Linked DNA regions of Mus musculus: region 2 is linked to region 1. Evidence: chromatin loops called from intact Hi-C (ENCODE). Cell type or tissue: heart. All regions are shown on one strand. Links, peaks and the distances in the headings refer to the core of each region. The heading gives the core; the rest is flanking DNA.

Region 1 (6,323 bases), core at 2,324-6,323:
ATTAAGACAGTGAGCCTTGGATTTACTAGCAAATGATTCCATCTGTCTTCTCAGATGGAGTAAAGGGCATTATGAATCTGTATGAATCATGTAAAAACATTTGAATAGATACATTCTAATTTTTATTGGGAGGTAAAAGTAGATTTATCATACATTAGGTCCAGTTTATTTCAGTAAGATATGTGCCAGGAAGAAATTACTGGGAATGAAGCCTAAATCATGTTACATGAGATATCAAGTGTTTTTCTGCCAAAGAAAACAAGATTCAGCATTTAGGAGGCAGAGAGGCAGGGAAGCAGAGAGGCAGAGACAGGAAGATGACCTCAAGTTCCAGGCCAGCCTGGGCTATGATAGAATGAGGCCCTGTATCAAAATAAACAACAACCCAAACAGAGCGTGAGGAAGGGAGAGCTGTTCAGTTGGTAAAGACATTTGCCACCAAGACATTTGCCTCCCGTGTCTTAGGGTTTCCATTGCTGTAAAGAGACTCCATAACCAAGGCAACTCTCAGAGAGGACAACATTTAATTGGGGCTGGCTTACAGTTTCAGAGGTTCAGTTCATTATCATGATGGGAAGCAAGGCAGCACGAAGGCAGACACGTTGCTGGAGGAGGAGCTGAGAGTTGAGCCACAGAGTGCCAGAAGACTGTCTTCCACAGACAGCTAGGAAGAGAGTCAGGAACACATTGGCCAGACTTGAGCATATGAATCCTCAAAGCCCCTCCTCCACAGTGACACACTTCCTCTAACAAGGTTACACCTTCTCCAGTAACGCCACACCCAATAGTGCCACTTCCCATGGGCCAAGTGTATTTAAACCACCACATTCCACTCCCTGGGCCCCATAGACTTGTTCAAACACATTAGTCTATGGGGGTCATACTTAGCCATGGCATAATGCAAAATACATTTAGTCTACCTTCAAAAGTCCCACGGGAGGATGAGGAAGGAGTTCTATTAGTTCAATTAGTTCTATTAGTTCTATTAGGAAGGAGTTCTATTAGTTCTATTAGTTCAAGGCCAGATTGTAAAATTAGTTCCATCATGGGCTACACAGTGAGCTCAATTGGTAGAGTGCTTGCTTAATAAGAAAGAAGCCCTGGATGCTATCCCAAGCAATGGATAAACTGGGTCTGATTCAATACTGCATAAATGAGACATAAACGAGATGTGATGATATAACACATTCTATATAAGAGAAAATATAGAGTGTTTGTCTGATATGTGTGTACATACATATATGAGAGGGGAAGGAGGACAGAGACACATGAAAGCAGGAAAGGCTGTCTTACAGAAGGAAGAAAGAGAACTGGGAAGAGGTGGAGAAGCAGAGGACGGTACTGAGGGGGAAATATGAGCAAAATAGAATGACATATGTATGGATGCACATATAGTGAAAGCCATATACAGTAACTAGAAAAATTAACAAAACATAAAGTTGAACTAGATACATATTTGTTTGTAAGTTTAAGAAGGAAACTGTGGTCCCAATATTTAACTTTGTTCTGTTAAATATTATTCTCTAGGATTCTTGCTGCTTTTCCCACTACTGTTGGGTGGAGACAAGAGAAAATTTACACTTTTAACTTGTGCCAGTTCTGCCTTCAGAACTACATGCATCTGTGGTAGTTCCTCTCCCCGGATATCTGCCCCCCCCCCCACACACACACAGAGGCACAAACAGAAACCAGTACATGAATATTCTTTTTATCTTGCTATGACTTTTCTCATGTGCTTGGAACTTAGCAAATTTCTGTCCCCCTTTGCTCTTCCTTAACCAATCCTAACACCTCAGCCTAGTTATTCTACAGATGATGTTAGAAACACCACCCCACTGAACTGTAAATTTGATAAAAGTAACTATGCCTGTTTGCTTGCTCTAGAGTCAGATCCTTGGTACCTAGCAGTCCCAATAAACAGCTGGCAAGTATTTCTAATATTGAATGTTAGTAGCTTTATGCAGCAGAATTTAAAATTACTATTTTATTCATTTTAAGAAGGGTGGCACATACCCATGTGTTAATTTCAGCACTAAGGAGGCTGAGGCAGGAGGATTAGTTATTCTAGGACAGCTTGGTGAACATGAAACCCTATCACAAAACAAAAACAAAGTCTTCATATTTTAGAGCATCCCAATTTAAAAAATATAAATTTCAATCTCCAAGATACTAATATTCTAAAATAAATGTTGATTTGGGTTAGAACAATACTTCATGAGATTGAACCTCTGTAGGTGATCTGTGGTTCTCAAAGGTCTTAGTTTTAAGCTTAGTGGTTAAGAACACTGGCTGCTTTTTCAAAAGTCCCAGGTTCAAATCCCAGCATCCATATGGCATTTCATAACTGCCTGTAATTCCAGTTCCAGGGGATATGGTACCCTCATGCAGCCATACATGCAGGCAGAATACCAATGGAAAAAAATTCTTTCCTATCAAACTCTGGCTGTCTATACATAGTCTTCTTCCAAGGAAAACTGGCTTTTGATGAGTGGATTATTAAATGAGAGCACCACTATCTAATTAATTCCCAGGTAACTTTTAATTTGATAAAGATGAACATTTAGAAAAAAGAAAGTTACCATGTAAGGTCTGCAAAGTGTTAGGTTTTGATCTTCTTTCACATCAGGTAAAGAAAGCATGCTCCTTTTCCTAACTCTTTCTGCCTGTCTGTATCTGTCTGTCTATCTATCTTATGTATCTATCATCTATCTACCCACCTGTCTATCTATTTTTGTGCTGCCAGAATTCTAGGGGCAAACTCAAAGTCTCAACTTGGGCTACATTCTTGGCCCTCTCCTGTTTTATTTTATTTGATACAGGGGTCTTACTGTGTAGTCCAGGCTGACCTTGGACATGTATAACTCCTCTTACCTCTTCCCCCTGAGGGCTGGGAATAGGTATGTGCCATCAAGCTCATCCTCCCCAGTATGAAAAAGTGACTAAAATAGTGTAGGAGTTTTTCTAAACCTTCCCTTTTCTTTCACCATTCAAAAAAGGAAAGTTTTAAAATGTACTTTTTACCTTAGCCTCTAATCCCCAGGTAGCCCAGGATGACCTTGAATTTCTCTCTTGCTTCTACCTTCCCAGGGGTGTGCCACCATGCTCAGTTCATTTGGTGCTGGTAGATTAAAACCTGGACTTTGTATATGTTAGGCAATCTCCGTGAACTCAGCTAAATCCCAAGCACCTACCCTGTTTACTAATAACTGATTTACATACACTTTTCCTTGATTTGGTTCACAGAGGTGCAGGTTTTACACTACACACGATGCCAAACAATGGATGCTTATCCCAGATCCTCTGCTGCTCTTGGAGAGCTCTTCAAGTACCAATCACTTGACAGAGGCTGTGGCTCTTTTGCAGTTTATTATCTTGGCCTAACAATTCCTTCAGTAATATTGAGGTGTTGGGGGACAAAGACCTGGGCGTCCTGCTGCTGTTGCTTAGAGATCTTGAGTAAAAAGTATCCCGTGTTTCTTCATCAAATGCATTATTGGGCCGGAGCTGCTTGAAAACTAGGCCTTAGGCTGTATAAATACTTTGGATGAAATTAGACCTGGCTTTTGTCATCTCAATTTGCCTAAATTTCAACATTTAAATTGTGCAAAAGCATCTACTTGGTATCTGTTGTGAGAATGTGTCTATACAGATGGTAACTCAGAACCCCTTACCTAGAAAGAAACTATTGAAAGGCCCTCCCTTCATTTCACTATCAAATTGTTTTCTTCTAGGTGGTCGAACATTCTTCTAGGTGTGCGAGCATTCGTGCCTCCCATCATTAGGTTGTAAATTGTGCGGAAGAATCCCAAATATTGAATGTTTGCTTATGTAGTGCTTTGGTCTGGAGTACGACCAGTGCTCGTGATCTACTGGGAAAGCAGAAAGTCTGGATGGAATAGGATGTTATCACCCTGCTTATCACTGGAGGCCATTTTCTTATCTCTCTTCACTGCCTTTCTTATTGTTTGTTTATAGTCTTTATGCATATAGGTGGCTTGCCTGCATTTATGATAGAGCACCACACGTATACCTAGTGCCCTCCGAGGCCAGAAAAGGACTTGGATTCTTTGAAGTGACTAACTGCTGGTTGAGTTGTCCTATGTCGGCTGGAGCTCGAATTCTGGTCCTTTGGAAGATCAGCTCAGAGCAGACCGATCACACGACCAGGATCAGCCAATTATGTGCCGGGTTTGGTCCACAGACCTCCGGAGGAAAGAAGGTGCTTACTTGCAAGAGTACTGTCCGAAAGACGTCCTCTGGGCTTGCCTCCGTCAAACGCAGTGCGGAGAGGGCAGGGCCCAGGAATCCGCAGAATGCTGCCAAGCCCAAGCCCTCACTCTGAAGCGATGGCGTCGACGCTTTCCCCGGGCGTGGCACTCTCCTCTTTTGGCGGGCTCGGCATCGCGAGGCTCCGCCCTCCTGGAACGGTCTCTCTGCAGTCGCGGAGGCGGGCTCTGCATTTCTATTGGTAGAGCGGGTCCGCCGAGGCCCCGCCCCCTCCCGGGCCCGACGCGAGCACGTTGGGTAGCCAGGGCCGGTTGAAAAGCCGCCCGAATCCGGAGCAGCTCCCGGGGCGAGAGGCACGCTTAGGGCCGCGGTGGCGGTTAAGAGGCGTCTCTGTGGCTGGAGTGCGGTCCCCGGGGGCGGAGGGGCCGGGTGGGCCGAGACCTCGGCGGCCTGGCCCGCCGCCCTTCCTCCCCTACGCCCGTCGACCTTGTGGGCGGAAGCTCCCTGGAGCGCCTCACGCCCGCGCGATGGCGACTGCCGCGGAGACGGAGGCCCCTTCGACGGACGCGAGCTGGAAAAGCCGCGGCGGCGGCGGCGGAGACGACGGGATGAAGCCAGCGCTTCCGGAGCTTGAGTCCTCCCTACAAAATGGCGGCGGCGACGGCGGCGGCGGCGCGGGGCCTGAGGAGACCGCGGCAGCTGAAGCCGCCCGGAGCTACGGCCACGAGCAGCCTCAGCAAACCTCCGAAGCGGCCGCGGCCGCTCTGCCCAAAGGCGCCGAAGAGCCGGAAAGGCCTTTTAGGCGGAGTTTTCAGATCCCCAGGAAGAGCAGAGAAAAGAAAGGTGGTGCCTCCCCTTCCTCCCACCCCCTCTCTCGCTTCCCTCCCCCTCCATCTTTTTCATTAAGACCTCTCTGTCTCCTCTCCCCACACCCATCCGAGACACGTAAACACGCACGCAAGCGCCAGCAGCCTCTCCGCTCACGGCCACGGCCGCCCAGCCGCCCTTGGTGCGAGAGGATAGGGTGGAACCACGCTCCGCCGCTCCCCCTCTCCCCGTGGAAGTTGGAAGTAGCTCAGGTTTGAAGCGTTTCCATAAGGCTGCGGCTCCCCGAGCGGAAAGATGGTGCTCGGTGCCCCTCTTTTCCCCCAAGCCCCGAAGGCAGAGAAGCTGATGGTGGCCTCCTAAAGATGCTTCTGAGAAGTCTGCTTGTGGAAGTAGCCTGTGGCCATGGATTCTGAGGCTTTCTCCAAGGCCACTGCGTTCTAAGGACAAGTGTTTCTCACTGTGGAAATTCTTCAGCTCTGTGTGTCTACTTGAAATGTGCTCGATGTCAGCGTCTTCTATTTAGAAAACTCTCCATTAGTATATGCGCTCCATGCAGTTTTCCATCACACTTCATTTCCATGTAGTTTTTTTTTTTTTTTTTTTGGAAAAGCATTAGCTTACGTAGGTTCTTCTGTATAACTTCCAAGCCTAGAATGACTTTTCTTAAACGATTATAGGAACAGTTGGGTTGCTTACTTTTTGAGATCTTAGTGCCATATTGTAAAACGTACACTTTTTTTTTTCTTAGAGTAGGTTTTGACTGTCCGATAATTTGGAATTTTCTGGATTTGACTTAAACACTTACCTTCTTACTGCGTGTTTTTTTTTTTAATTGTTTATTTCCCAAATCTTTTTTTTTTGTCATTTGAATATCTGAAGATTTAGAATCTTGATTGGAACCGTGCATCTGGGTAACCAACTCTCTGCACAACTGAGATTATGAAAGTATAAAGAAAGTTCCTTTCTAAATGGATGACAAAGCGAAGGAAATAGCATGAGAAACCATGCAGAGAAGGATGAAGTTGATCTTTGCCGGCTGAAGTGAATGTTTCTAGAAATACTCTTTAAATGATGTAATACTTTAGGGTGTAGGGCAAGACAGTGAATTCACTTGATGTCGTTAAGGTGTGTATGGCTGTGCTGATACAAGAAAAGTTAGATACTCATCCCCAACCGCCAGTTGGTAGAAAAGGTGAGAAGTACTTTTAAGTAGGGCCTCATAATGTAGTAAGGGCTTAACAGTTTCAAGCTGTATCAAACCTTTTTGA
Region 2 (4,000 bases), core at 1-4,000, 380 kb before region 1:
GCAAGTGCCCGTGATCCTCCTGTCTCTGCCTCCCACAATCACTCTCAGTGTAGTCATAGCTACACAAGCATGAGCAGCCAAGTTTGATTTTATAAGGTGGTGGGGATCGGAGCTCCAGTCTCTTTGCCTGCCCAGCAAGTGCTTGTGCCCTTTAAATCCTCTTTCTAGCCCCAACTCTTACTTTTTGATGGCAAATTTGTTCTGTCTGTGATGGGTAACTTTGCGATTTAATATGTCAATCCCTTGTGCCGTGAGGTTCCCAAACTTCCCCCACTGTCCTGCTAAGAAGGAATTCCAAAGCCAGGCATGTTGTCCATACCCCTAAACACTTGGGAGGCAGAGCAGGAAGATCAAGAGTTAAAGGCTAACATGAATGATTACATGATGACATCCTATCTTAAAAAGCAAGCAGGCAAGTGAACAAACCAACTAAAAACCTAAAAAAAAAAAATCCATCTTCTGTTTAGTAGTTTTTCCTGTGAGCTGTTTCTTGTCTCCTACCCTAGGTGGGGTACGTATTTCCTGGTCTATTGTGTCTGAACTACCATTTCTAAACGTCTTCCCCCAAAAGAGTGTCTCCAGCCATTTGGAAACTATGCTGGCACTGTCTTTACAGTGAACTACAAGTTTCCCATTTAAGGCAAATACTTCATCTCCAAAGGTAGAGAAGAACAGGGTGGTATTGGGGTGTGGGGGTTGAGGGTTCCAGCTGGTTAAAATTTAGGTCCCTGATAAAAGTCCAATCCAAGAATTCTCCCTGGCTGAGAGCCCAGGCATGTTTATTGGATTCCGAGTTGGATGCGTTTTCATTCACTTGCAGCCCATGGCTCCAACGCCTCATATCAGGTCTGCTTGGTCTGTGGTGGACCACATCGCAGATGCTCTGGTGTCCCTTACAGAATTCTTGGTTAAAAATGATCTTAGTTTTGGGTTGACATATTTCTTTTAGAGCTGTTTGTTTTGATGATAGGTTCCGTGCTTTCTTCCAGCCTGTTTTGCTAGTTGATTAGGAGGAGGCTGCCTGGCCTTTGTTTTCTTCTGCTCTCTCCATCCCTCATCCATCCAACCCTGCAGCCCAAGTACCTGGACCATTGTGTTAGTTACCAGCTCAGCGATTCAGCCAGCAAGTGCTGCTTGGAGCTTTGCTTCTTTCCAAAGGTGGTTTCTCAAAGACCAGAAGCGTTGGTAGCAGAATTGCCTTAGCAACCTGTTGTTAATGGGACCTGACTGAGAGGATGGTGGAGCCCAGGAGTTGGCATTGGTATAAGGTCCTAGGGTAAGATGATTCTGGTGCTGTCTCAGTGGCCAGACACATCGCTGTAGTGACAAGGTGTCCGAAGTTAGAAGAGAAAGGGAAACTGCTTTCCTAAATATTTAAAACCAGTCGAGTTGGCTTTAAATTATTTCACTGGACACACAGCGACTTTGTCAGGCACTACTGGTAGTGAGGCTGTTTGGAGAGTCTGGAGTTGTGTGTCTGGGGAGCTAGGTAGGCAGGGCATCCTGACTCTAGGGTGGGGCCCTCTGGTCTAAGGCTAGAGAGGAGCCTGGGAGAGAAGAGCACGTGACACTGGGTTCTTCTCCAAACAGCTGGGCTTGTCTGGAAAACTGTCTGAGGAGGGAGTAGAGTAGGATCCAGCTCTGTCCCTCCCAGCAGGCAGCTCAGACCTGACAGACAGCCTCCCTACAAAGGAAGAAGGCTCATGCCTTCTTCAGACTTTTTTAAGTTGAGTATTTTTTCATGCTTCATTTGGCTTAAAATGTGTTGGGTGGTTTTTTGCTTTCAAGTGCCCCCTCCCACCCCCCCTTCCCTCATCTGTCTCTGAACTTTTCACTCACTGTGCCCCAGCAAACCCACCCCACCCCCGTGGCCCCCACACCCAGCAGATGTCTGCTGCTGTTGGGGCCTCTCCATCAACAATTTTATTGTCCTCTTTCATTCCCGACGGCCTCTTGTGCCTGCCGGTGATGGATGGCTTTTTGGACTGCTGGAAGCTGGGGCCCCCACCTGCCATTTGTAAGAGTGTGGGTCGGGGTTGTGGGGCGTGGGGGGGCAGCTAAGGTACACACGGCAGCTCCCCGGACTATATAGACTCTGTACAGACTTCTCTCCTGCTGTACTGGCATCTACACTTTGGCCATTCTTCCTTCCCCAGATGTGGAATGTCACGGCTTTCAGCAAGTCTGGAGCTATCTCTGCTTCCAAGGGGGGCCAGCTTGCCCAGCCAGTGGGAGGCAAGCACTGTCCTCTAGGGCAGTGTTTATCTTTGGCTGGCAGGAAGTTCTGAATGGTCCTGACACAGGATTAGGTGACTGATGGTCCTACAGCACATTGTCTCTTCTGGGCCCAGGCCTTTGAAGCTCCTCCTGGTGGGAAGTGAAGAGACTATTTGCTCTGTTAAAATGCCTTGGTATTTCCTCTGTTTAACCACAGGCCACTTCCCCTCTGCTACTCAGAGCCCAGCAGGGGCCACCAGCTGATTGAAAAGACACAAGCCCTGGATGGATACAACGGAAACTAGCCTTACTGCTGATTGTGGCTAGGGCAAGTCAAGGAATCTACCAGGTAGTTCCTTGTCCTTCTCAAAATTTAGCCAGTAGATATAATTCATACTTAAAGTCTCGAATGCATAAGTGAGCCCTTTTTAAATGAGGGAAACTCAAATTAGAAATTAAATTTGAAGCGTGTTTTATCTCTGTATGGCTAGTTTATGCAGGTCAATCAACAGACTTGATCAGTTTTTAAATTTATTTATTTTTATTTTATGTTATGTTTTTATTGGTATGTTGCCTACATGTGTGTCTGTGTGAGGGTGTCTGAGCCTCTGGAGTTACCTGCAGTTGTGAGCTGCCATGTGGGTGCTGAGGATTAAACCCAGGTAGGTCTAGAAGAGCAGCCAGTGCGCTTAAGATTTTCTTAATTGTGCTTAAGAAGGGCACAGTGTCTTGTCACTTGGCCACTGTGTGTACTTGGGTCTCCCATGTGCAGAAATCCACTGGAGAAGTTTGTAGTGTGACTGATAACCTTGAACATCTCTAGGGAGACACTCTAGTTCTTTTTCAAGCATTATCTTGAAGAAGGTTTAATTAATAACACAAGTCAGGAAAATAAAAATGGAACAACTTAAAATTGTAATAAAGAGAGAAAATCAAAACTTGGGCTGGATCCTGCTTTTGTGAAGGGTCTGAAAACTTAACTAGTCACTGTAGCAGAGGCTACTGTTTCAACATTTACCACTTCATTGTTCAAAGTATCTATTTAAAAAGGGCTTCGCTTTTCTTTGGTTCCTTGTTTGGAAATGTTGGGGCAAGGTGGATATAGCTAATTAAGGCAACAACATTTAAAAGGGGGGGGGGTCTTAATAGGTACCATCTGTCCTTAACAAATCACAGAGTAGATGGCAAAATGAAGATCCGATGTGAACACACATGAAACTCTCTTCTGAAACGGAGGTTGGCCTATAAATTTTCTGGTTTAATAGTGTAAATGAAAACGACCTCAGCTGTGCATGTTTACAGAGCATTTCCTTTAGAGTGAGCCCAGTGCTGGATGCCATGTCAGGCCCAGCTTTCCAGGGGTGATTATTTGTTGGAAGTTTAGTACAGTAGAACTGGGTTGTGCTTTTCACCCTTTTCAATCTGATTGAAGAGACGTTAGCACGAGAATGATTCACACACCGCAGTTCCTAGAAAAGTCACGAACTATTGAAGTGTCAGCTTTGAAAAGGGAATGGAAATTGATATCATTAATTAAAACATTTAAGCGAATATTTACATGTCCCATTAAGCAAACACATCTTCTCATGAACCTTTTGGAAACCATGAATGATTCAGCTTTAAATACAACTCCCACCCACCCCCAGCTAAAAAGAAATGACAGAGGGTAGGGTGGTTCAGTGGTAGAGGTCTTGCTTGCTTTCACACACACTTTATATTCTTAAAACCTAAAAAGAGTTTTTCCAAGAGTTCTGTTTTGCCCATTATGTAGATTTTCCTGTGT

Evidence for each region. A loop is a pair of places that touch in the nucleus more often than their neighbours do. Peaks named below come from ENCODE experiments on the same cell type or tissue, not always from the same donor. Only the 100,000 strongest peaks of a DNase experiment are listed, where the experiment ranks them.
Region 2: a loop joins it to region 1, with 2.0 times the contacts of the local background. A loop is called at or near these places in 11 of 42 quality-filtered maps.

The regions. Positions count from the first base shown.
Region 1 is chr14:27,424,315-27,430,637 of GRCm38, forward strand. Tasor (transcription activation suppressor) reads left to right here and starts at 4,520. Exons shown (of 24, transcript NM_001114879.2): 1 at 4,520-5,070. The coding sequence starts at 4,755. It overlaps Gm52095 (a long non-coding RNA gene), which reads right to left and starts at 4,313. Exons shown (of 4, transcript XR_003951011.1): 1 at 4,228-4,313. In heart, for the core only: no CTCF peak of the experiment used is centred there; DNase peaks (open chromatin) are centred at 4,487 and 5,197; H3K4me3 peaks cover 2,456 bases; H3K27ac peaks cover 1,569 bases.
Region 2 is chr14:27,042,839-27,046,838 of GRCm38, forward strand. The region is part of intron 1 of Il17rd (interleukin 17 receptor D); the gene reads left to right. Among named protein-coding and RNA genes, the nearest start is that of Il17rd, 5.8 kb to the left of the region's middle. In heart, for the core only: a CTCF peak has its summit at 2,402; DNase peaks (open chromatin) are centred at 783, 1,563 and 2,343; H3K4me3 peaks cover 1,201 bases; H3K27ac peaks cover 2,012 bases.